3 separate regions of the Homo sapiens genome follow, and all the other regions are linked to region 1. A link is a contact called in ENCODE Hi-C or POLR2A ChIA-PET data. All regions are on one chromosome and are shown on one strand. The core of a region is the stretch at or near the end of the contact, and the rest is flanking DNA. Distances in the headings are between cores, read along the strand shown. Region 1 holds the start of SVIL (supervillin). Region 2 holds the start of SVIL-AS1 (SVIL antisense RNA 1). Region 3 has its middle 210 kb from the start of JCAD.

Region 1 (3,365 bases), core at 602-3,101:
CAGTTACTTGGGAGGTTGAGGCAAGGAGAGTCACTTGAACCTGGGAGGTGGAGGTTGCAGTGAGCCGAGATCGTGCCACTGCACTCCAGCCTGGGTGACAGCACGAGACTCCATCTCAAAAAAAAAAAAAAAAAAAAAAGACATCACTGGTTTTGGTGAGAAGAGACAGCACACATCTGCCTGGCACTGGGCTGCTCTTCTTTGGAGACAGAGGGTACAATTTATATCCTGCAGTTTTACTCAACAGGGGATACCACCAGCAGTTTGGCCAGGGTAATGCTGTATGGGACTGTCCCCTACACCATGTAAATTGGGCATTTACAATTCTTAACCACATCCTCCCAAATGCCAGTGAGTCATTGAGAAAACCTGAAACACCCCCATGCATTTTCAAACGCCCCCTAGGGTTGCCACACTATCTCCGGTGAAGAACCCTCGCAGTATTCACCGATGAAGTTCTTCTCTATAAATACTCTGTTTTCCTACCTGGTAAAAATAATGACTGCCCGTACTTGTCCATCTGATGTGGTATAAAGAAATAATCTTTTTTTTTTTTCAAAGAAGCAACACGTCAAATAAGCCTTCTATGTTCTAGAGTTCACTGCTGTTTTTCAGCAGAAACAAATCACTGAGCTAAATTACAAAGAGACCATAGCAATCTCCAGGGCTTTAAAAGGCTGATGCAGTATTTTTTCTTGGAGAATTTAAAAATAAAATGCAGTTCAAACTCTAGAACCTACAGTGAGGTTTTTCTCATAAATTCTGGAACATCGCAAGTTCTAGAAATCAAGCCCTGAAGAATGAGAGTACCAAGGCAAAGAACCCTCAGAACAAAGATTATGCAAAAGGATCACTGGTGATTTTCTATTTTTACATGAATTATAATGGCAGTGAAATAAAACTTGCCCTTCTGAACTCCACCCCCATACTTGTGCTACGATTATTAAAGTACGTTGCATTGTGAATATACTTTAATTCCAAGACTTTAAGTGCTAACATTTAGACAGAATGTACTAAGTTATATTAATCAAATTTTTAGTATTAAACCTTTCTCTACCATAAAGTAAATCCTTTAAAAAAAAAAAAAAGTCCAATCCTTCTCAACCCAAGAAATATGCCCAAGGGTATCTACAGGAATGGCTGCAGTAACTGGCAAACGCTGGCAGGAATTTTCCAATGACTGAAGTCAACAAATCCTCAGGAAACATGCTCAGACAGATGGCACTTAAAAAAAAGCAAAAACAAAAACAACAAAAAAAAACCTACTGCATTTAGATTTATAGGAAGATTTTTCACTTACTTCAAATTTCTGTATAATCCTCGTTCCTCTAAGTTAAAGGGGGAAAGAAAATCACACTGCAATTCCTTATTTTTCTAATTTAAAAAACAAAACAAAACACGTTATACCCTCGAATCCAGCTTTTGATGTCTTCGAGTATTTTCTTGGAGTCTCTTTCCAATGAATACTACTTTCAAATTCTAAGCACAAAGTAAAATCCCAAAAGTTAGCCCAAATAGCGTTGTACAAAATCAAAGATCACGATGTCAGCAAGCAACTGCATCTATCAGAAGCGATGATGATTCAGAACAGGATAAATTTAGAATGGTGTTTTCCAAAAGGCTTTTTGGATGTCAAATTCAGGAAACAGGTAAAGGCTACATCCCAAAAGTTCCTCTCCAAAAAGAACGCCAAAATATTAATAAAAAGAGTCTTCTTTTTGAAGTTTTTCGTCCCCTAGTGTCCTCGAGGCTGAACTTCCCCAACCTGGCCTCGGTGGAGCCATCCATTACTGGGCAAATCCACATGAAACCTGAGGACACTTCAGCCTGGGGAGGACGCAGTCAGAGCAGTGAAGCAACTTCACATGGGACGGGCCTTTTATGGCCTGAACTCGAGAGCCTTGATACCAGCTCATCTACCAGAAATAGCCCTGGAAATTCAGAGGAGCCCATCAGCTGTTGCAGCAGGCCTGGCCAGCAGCTACTTCAAATGCAATTAGGTTGTCCACACTGTCTTTCAGCTTGTTGTATAGAGAAATTAAAAATACAACAGCAGTCTACTGAATAAGCTACAACAATACAGATTTGGATGAGCAAACATTTCTCTAACTTAGTTTTTTTAGGCTAAAAAAAGAGCACACAATCGTTGACAAAGCTCAGACACTGAACACCCCAAAAGTAAGTAACAGACATATATACAATGAATGCCCGAAAAGTAACTAACAGACATACACATCTATGAAACAGCATGATATAATGGCACATGTCTCTACAAGTTTACAAATTCTGTAACCTCTGTGGATTTCTTCCCACTTCCAATAACTGTAGAAAATGAATCATCAGAAGAAAGCATTGTGCTGGAAGTACTTTCTCGAAAATGACACAAATATTTTCTCTTAAAGCCAAAGTCAGTCCTCTGAACTGGCAAGATCTATCTTCCTATGGCTCTCAGGTAGCTCACCTCACTGAAAAACCAGATGAACCTAACCTAATGAAAAAAATATTAACTATGAAGCACAACCACTTCTTAAATGGCCATATGCATTTTTTTAAACATTAAAAGGCCACTGACATGTTGAATACACTCAAACAAATATCACAACCCTGTTTACAAAATACTTACAATTGTAGGTCTCTGTCCCTGTCGGTACCAAGAACAGAGAGTCTTAATTGTCTGCACCAACTTCAGTATAAACCACAAACCCCATAAGACTTGGGCTGGAGTACAGCAAAAGCTGTGTGCTGCGCGGGGCCTCCCAGTGGTATGCCTCTGGGTGTCAGGGTTCTCAGACCACCAGCTGCTTCGGCCAGCACAGGAGGCCTCTCAAAGCAGGATCTAAATTCCTGTTACTAATTAACCCTACAGAACAATGCCTCTCCCTAAGAGGACAGTCCTGAGGCCAGGTGAAAAGATGACAGGTATAATAATTAAACATTGGCTTCATGACTGTTTTGTGCTAGGGGTATTTGTCCCAGTCAACTGTTTTTTTTTTTTTTTACCCATCTCAAGATAACAAACAAACAAAATTTCATAGCATGGCTTTTGCATCCTAATCTCAGTCCTGACCCTGATCTTCTTTTCCCTTGGACCATATTGGCTTTTTCCTCATTTTAAAGTTTATTTGATCTTGTTTTACGTATTTTTATAAGCTGTGGTAAGCCCCTCCCTAGAGAAAAGTAGGGCAAAAATAAATAAAAACTTACATGAAACAGTTCACTATTTGGGTCTTCTCTGTAAAGAGAAGATAGGAGGAGAAAATGAATCACTGTTACCACAATAGTGCTATTTCCTTCCTAAAAAAAGATTCACTCCCACAAAATAAACATCAGTCTTTTGTGTGCCTCTTAAGTTTTTGCACACTGCT
Region 2 (3,365 bases), core at 619-3,118, 230 kb before region 1:
AAAGCTAAAGGTTTAAACAAGTTATGGAAGGTTTGTAAAAATTAACTTTGTGAACATAATTCTATGTGTGAAAATATTGACTAATTAAAGCTCTTTCATATGTAAACATAACTCACATAATACATTTAAATACATAGACAGACAGAAGATAAAAGGACTCATTTTCCAAGCCAGGAATTGTACCCTGAACCTGGGCTGCATTGTGAAAAGAAAAAGCATGGCAGCATGGTTACAAGATCAAGCTCCCAAGGACATACAAGACAAGAGGGAAAACTCATCCAGTTTTTTTTTAGAGACCTGCAGCAAAGTTTGTAACTGACCAGCTTGCTGGGCCATCTTAAAAAGCAGGCTTACAGGTATCCTAAGCCTGTGTTCTATCCTAAGTTACCCTTATCCATTATAGAACACAGAAAGACACACAAAGCACACTAGATTCTCTACAGCTTAAGATTAGCCTCACGAATCCTTCATCTCATTAACTAAAACTTTACAGAGGAGATAAACAGTGATTTTTACTATTCATTCAACTAATTTGCACAGAGAAAGAGAGAGGCCAGAAGTCTGGTAAGAAATTCTTACCTTTTGCCAGTATGCCAGGCTTTTGGATTCCTCGGAGATGCTGGAGGAATCTGCATATTTTCAGTAGGATGTGCAGGGAAGGCCTCCTTAAGAAGGCAACATTTGAGCAAAGATCTGAAGTAGGCAAAGAAGCCATTTGGATATCTGGTAAAAGAGCTTTTCCAGATATTTAACAAATAATTTCCTAACTTATTCTACGTTTTATTTTTTGTTTTTGAGACACGGTATCTCTCACTCTGTCGCCCAGGCTGGAGTGCAGTGGTACAATCTCTGCTCACTGCAACTTCCACCTCTTAAGATTCCAGCAATTCTCCTGCCTCCACCTCTTGAGTAGCTAGGATTACAGGTGTGCGCCACCACACCCAGCTAATTTTTGTATTTTTAATAGAGACGGGGTTTCACATGTTAGCCAGGCTGGTCTCGAACTTCTGAGCTCAAATAATCCACCTGCTTAGGCCTCCAAAAGTGCTGGGATTACAGGCATGAGCCACAGCACCCAGCTAAGCTTTATGTGTATGTATTCTTTAATCAAATATCTATTGTATATGACATTAACTGCAGGTATAAGGAGATAAGACAAGATTACGGGTGTTCATTGAGTGCCTGCCATGTACCAGGCACTGTGCTAAGTTTAATGAATGAGGTTTGGTACCTTCACTAATATTTACAACTTAATGCAAGAGGCAAGGTGTAGACATACACCTCCTGCAGTTGGAGTGCAGCAGTTCTTACGAGGAGGAAGAGTTGGTCTGAGGTTGCACCACAAGAAGTTTATATGCACCTGACCTACCTGAAGTCTACACCTCCCTTTCAAGATGAATTAACATGTAAAGGGTGCTCCCCACTCTAACAGAGGGGAAGCCAGCAAGTTAATACCTGATCACACCTTTTATAGAGCACTGTGGTTAACAATCTGCCTTCCCAAAGTAACTCATTTAACCTTCATAACAATAAGAAGCAGTTGTTCTAAGAAGCCTTCGTGTCTCTGTCTGAGATGGAGAAAGGCTCAGAAGGCTGAGCAGTGTGACAAGGTAGAGTTCGACCTAAATTTAAGGTAACAGGATTAAAGCACAGCGCTTTTCGCACAGCAATACAGCTGTTATGAGCATTTGCTGAAATAAAACAGCTTGATATTCTCCTGACTCAGTCCTCTCCCACTGACAAGACAGAAAGAGAGCTGGGTTGAGGTCGGGGCGGATTCAGAGCCCACCGTGTCAGCAAAGACACATAAGGAACTCGCCCTCCGGAAAGACGCGGGGGAATTCTGGGAGTGCGCGGCCTTGGAGCGCGCACATGCGCGGCAGCTCCCGCTGCTGAATAGCTGAGAGGCGCACCCGGGCGGCCAGCTGGGCTCGGAGTGCAGCGGGGTTAGGATGGACGAGGACGTGTTGCACCCTGAAGAGCCTCATCATCGGTGAGAGTGGGGTGGGCAAGTCCAGGTGAGGCGGGCGTGCGGGCTGTGATGAGGGTGGCTGGGCTCTTTCTGCCTCCGTAGCCGCTGTCTCTTGGGCCGCGGTGGGAACTGTCAACCGCTGCAAGTGTCCACGATGGCGGCCGGGCTCGGGCCGGCTCCGCCCGCGCCCTCCTCGGCCTCTGGGCCGCGCTCTCCCGCGACGTTTGCTTTCCTCTCCCCACCCGCGCCTGCCTGTTCCCGGCCTCTGCCACGCCCAAGTTCTCTGGGTCGCTCTCCCTCCTGTGGCGCCGAGAAAACACCATTCCGAGGGCCGCCGCTCGGCCGGCCGGTTTGCTGCGCGGAGCTCAGGGCGTGGCGGGCTGGTTTGGGCCCGAATCCGGCCGGGGGCGCCTCGCCTCGAGCCCCTCGGGGTTCAGGCTGCCTGCCACCCCGAGACCCAGAAGACGTAACTTTCCCGCTTGAGGGTTTCTGTGGGGCCTTCTCTAAATACATAATGTCCTCGGGAAGTTTCGTGATGCCTTAGGACCCATTCCTGGCCTGTTTGGGCGCAGCTTAATGTCGCTTCTTTTACTTTTTTATTAGTCGTCTGTGAAAGAACAGCTGGATCTTGTGAAGTGCTGGAAATTTTCTCTTTAGTGTAAGTGGTCCACGGCTGAAGCAGTCGGACCACCTTTGAAAATAACGTGTAATTGTTATTTCTCATTTTGCCACATCCTGTGGAGACAAAAGATTAGTGTTGTGTCTTTTCATTTTTTATTTTTCTTCTTGGGGAAAATAATATTGACAATGGAGTTGAGTATAAGGTAAGACATGGATCTAGGTGGATGTTGCTAGAGGGTTGTGATTTCATCGAGGTCTTGGAACAGAGTTCAGGTGAAGTCATTCTTGCCATCTGATTATGAGTAGGTTATGTTCAAGGCCGTCCTAATCCTTAAACCACATTTACACTCCAGGGGCTGTAATCAGTTTCATATTTTAGCTATACCTTCTGATACACATATTTTTTTTTTTTTTTTTTTTTTTTTTTTGTGACGGAGTCTCGCTCTGTTGCCGAGGCTGGAGTGCAGTGGCGAGATCTCAGCTCAGTGCAATCTCCGCCTCCCGGGTTCAAGCGATTCTCCTGCCTCAGCCTCCTGAGTAGCAGGGATTTCAGGTGTGTGTCACCACACCCGGCTAATTTTTGTACTTTAGTAGAGACGGGGTTTCACCATGTTGGCCAGGCTGGTCTCAAACTCCTGACCTCAAGTGATCCACCCGCCTCGGCCTCCCAAAGTGCTGGGATTACAGGCGTGAGCCACCGCGGTTGGCTGATACATATCTTTCAAATAACTTGTTATTCATGTAAAATTTTATAAATGGAAGTATCCTTATA
Region 3 (3,365 bases), core at 598-3,097, 220 kb after region 1:
ATGGAAGCAGAGCTCCTGCTGCTTTCAGGCTGAAGGCTACACCTTTGCAAAATTTCCAGGACAGCAGAAAAACAAAAACAAAGACAAAAAACCTTCAGATCACTGGCTCGAAACAAATTCAAGGGCAGACAGAGCAAGACTATTCATAAAAAAATCCATTGAGTAGAAATCCACTTCCTATAGTGTATGTGCATTTGTTCTAGTTCCACTTCTTGGGCTGCAATGAATAAGTCGGATCCTTCTTCTACCAGATAACTCTTGTTTTTTTTTGCAAACCAGTCGTTGACAACCCCATCGAAGGGCTCCTCATATGTCATGTATATTTTTTGAAGATCAACTGCACTGAGATATAATTCATATACAATAACATGTACCCATTATAAGTGTACAGTTCAATGAATCTTGGCAAACATCTCCACTTGTGTAACCACTACCACAATCAAAATGCAGAACATGGCTGGGCATGGTGGCTCACACCTGTAATCCCAGCACTTTGGGAGACTGAGGTGGACGGATCACCTGAGGTCAGGAGTTCGAGACCAGTCTGGCCAACATGGCAAAACCCTGTCTCTACTAAAAATACAAAAATTAGGCCAGGTGAAGTGGCTCACACCTGTAATCCCAGCACTTTGGGAGGTGGACACGGGTGGATCACCTGAGGTCAGCAGTTCGAGACCAGCCTGACCAACATGGAGAAACTCTGTCTCTACTAAAAAAAAAAAAAACAAAAAAAATTTACCCAGGTGTGGTGGTGCATGCCTGTAATCCCAGCTACTCAGGAGGCTGAGGCAGGAGAATCACTTGAACCCAGGGGGCAGAGGTTGCGGTGAGCTGAGATTGAGCTATTGCACTCCAGTCTGGGCAACAAAAGTGAAACTCCATCTTGGAAAAAAAAAAAAAAGGCAGGTGTGGTGGCGGATGCCTGTAATCCCTGCTACTTGGGAGGCTGAGGCAGGAGAATTGTTCCAACCTGGGAGGTGGAGGTTGCAGCGAGCTGAGATCGCACCATTGCACTCCAGCCTGGGCAACAAGAGCGAAACTCCGTCTCAAAAAATGAATAAATAAATAAATAAATAAAGCAGAACACTCACATGTCCCTCTACAATCACCTCCCCACCCATACTGGCCCCAGGCAACCACTTTTCTGTTTTCTGTCACTCCAGATTAGTTTTGCCTTTTCAAGAATTTCCTATAAATGGAATCATATGTCATATTTTAAGCTTCTGTAAAACAAATGGAAAAGCCAGAGAAACCCCATCCATTGGAATGGGGTCTACCAGTGTGGATCTGGATATGCTTGGCCAGCTTTTCTTGGCACTGCTCAAATTGGAGATAGACTATCCTATAGGCACAGCTCTTGCTCTTCCCTGGCTCACGGTCCCACCACACTCTAGCTCAGGCTTCTCTCTGTGGCACTCTGTACTCACGGCGATTTCTCCCTCGCTTTTGGAGCTGCCTTTCCCTTCTTGGCCCACATCTACCAACTGGAAAAGAAAACAGAAAATGAAACCGCTGGAAAGGCATCTTTCCTGGAGAGTCTGCTAATCTTTGTGGAGAACCACACAGGAAGCATGTCCCCTCAGTTCTCACTGACATCCCAGATAATGTAAACTCCCCACTTCCTGTACAGCTGGCTCAGGAATTGGCCTCTCTGACACAATGAAGGAAGCTTCAGTTTCTCATTATTTAACAGTTGGACACCCACTTGCTCTCTTGGATCCTAGGGCTATCTTTCCCTCTTTTTTCAAGGGTTTTGTTTTCTTTCTTCATCTGGTTCACCTTCAGATTTAAGAAAGTGTGAGAGAGAATGATGGTCTAGTCTTTTCATCATTTCTTCTTCTCGCTAAACCTGTCTGGTTCTTCATCCATATGCGGAACATTTTTTATGACTGAGTAGACAGAAATGGGCTTCTGGAGCCCAGCTATCATTTGACATATTGTTGTTATTCTTCCCAGTAAAAACACTTCCACAAAAGAGCAACTGGTGGTAACTGAATATGTCTGCAGAAAAAAAGAAAATAAATATGCAGTACATTTCAATATGAGAACATTTTCCCTCCTCTGGCTTCCTGGAGTATATAGTGCAGGTGGCAAGGAAATATCCTTTGCCTTACACAGTATAAAGGCTAGACCAGCGGTTCTCAAAATGCAATCCTTAGACAGTGGCATCAGTGTCACCTGGCATATTGTTATCTATTGCTGCATCGCATGTATCCCAAAACTCAGTGGTGTTAAACACCAGTCAACATTTATTATTTCTCACAGTTTCTGTGGGTCAGGAATTTAGCTTAACTGGCTGGGGTCCCATGAGATTACAGACAAGATGTTACCCAGAGCTGTGGTCTCATCTGAAGGCTCTATGAAATCAGTTTCCAAGGTGGCACACACAGGCGGCTGGCAAATTTGTGCCAGGTGTTGGTGAGATGCCTCATTTCCTCCCTAGGTTGCTCACGTGTCCTCCAGACACGAAGGTCTGCCTTTCCCAGAGGGTGTGATCCAAGAGAGAGGGTGTGGAAACTGCTGTGCCTTTTAGAGCCTTGTCTTAAAATCACATGGCCATCTATTAACATCAAACATAGTTAGAAACAAGTCATTTAATCTAGATCACACTTAAGGGGAGGAAAAGAAGTCTCCACCTTTTGAAGGCAGGAATGTGAAAAAGGTTGTGGACATATTCTAAAAATTACACACCTGGCCAAGAAATGCACTTTCTTGGGCCACACTCCAGACCTACTGAATCAGACACTGTGGGGCTGGGTCCATCAGTCTGTTTTCACAAGCCCTCTGGGTGATTTTGGTGCTGGCTAAAGTTGGGGAACGACCAGGTTGGACAAAAGGACACTAAGAAAACCTCAACTCACTTGTAGTGAAGCCTCACCAGCCAGGGCTACCTTCTAGAATCTAGAAGCTGAGTTTTCATGAATCCACTGAGAGATAATGGCCTTACTTCAAGTTCATCTATAGCAAAGGTACAGTAGGCAGAATGATCCCCCACGCCCCCACAATGTCCATGTCCTAATCCCAGAAACCTTTGACTATGTCACCTGACATGACAAAAGGGACTTTGCAAATGTGATTAAGTTAAGTATCTTGAGGTGGGATATTAACCTGGATTATCCAGTCGGGCTCCAGTTAATCAGAAAGGATTTTCATAAAAGAGAGACAGGAGTTAGATGGAGGAAGGGGCCATGAGCCAAGGAATACAGCCAAGCCCTAGAAGCTGGAAAAGTCGAGACCACAGAATCACCCTGAGAATCACCAGAAATAACGCAGCCAGGCTGACCTATTCTCGACTTCAGAGCTCCGGAACTGTCAGATAATACATGTGTGTTGTTTTAGGCCCCTGAGTCTATGGTAATTTGTTA

Evidence for each region. Hi-C counts contacts between places; a loop is a spot of excess contacts on that map. ChIA-PET counts read pairs that join two places held with the same protein, here RNA polymerase II (POLR2A). Pooled maps may share reads with other maps.
Region 2: a pooled map shows a loop between it and region 1 (2.2-fold over the local background). The contact joins the promoter of SVIL-AS1 here to the promoter of SVIL in region 1. A Hi-C loop is called at or near these places in 1 of 50 pooled maps. POLR2A ChIA-PET finds 5 or more read pairs at or near these places in 4 of 52 experiments (BJ, Caco-2, activated naive CD8-positive, alpha-beta T cell and 1 more).
Region 3: a loop to region 1 is called in a map of tibial artery, with 2.7 times the contacts of the local background. The contact joins the enhancer-like site here to the promoter of SVIL in region 1. A Hi-C loop is called at or near these places in 13 of 168 maps with a recorded cell type or tissue (Caco-2, Right ventricle myocardium inferior, Right ventricle myocardium superior and 7 more) and 17 of 50 pooled maps. POLR2A ChIA-PET finds 5 or more read pairs at or near these places in 2 of 52 experiments (AG04449 and PC-9).

Annotation. Positions count from the first base shown.
Region 1 is chr10:29,633,120-29,636,484 of GRCh38, forward strand. It overlaps SVIL (supervillin), which reads right to left and starts at 1,852. Exons shown (of 38, transcript NM_021738.3): 1 at 1,301-1,852. RefSeq lists a silencer at 1,661-1,955.
Region 2 is chr10:29,407,666-29,411,030 of GRCh38, forward strand. It overlaps SVIL-AS1 (SVIL antisense RNA 1), which reads left to right and starts at 1,869. Exons shown (of 3, transcript NR_110927.1): 1 at 1,869-1,993. It overlaps LOC105376474 (a long non-coding RNA gene), which reads right to left and starts at 1,788. Exons shown (of 3, transcript XR_930787.3): 1 at 580-1,788. RefSeq lists a silencer at 2,251-2,390.
Region 3 is chr10:29,848,149-29,851,513 of GRCh38, forward strand. No RefSeq gene overlaps it. Among named protein-coding and RNA genes, the nearest start is that of JCAD, 210 kb to the right of the region's middle. Within about 2 kb of position 1,848, at least 5 of the 41 ENCODE cell types and tissues checked have a DNase peak (open chromatin) inside an H3K27ac peak, as active enhancers do; they include sigmoid colon and tibial artery, where a contact is called at or near this core.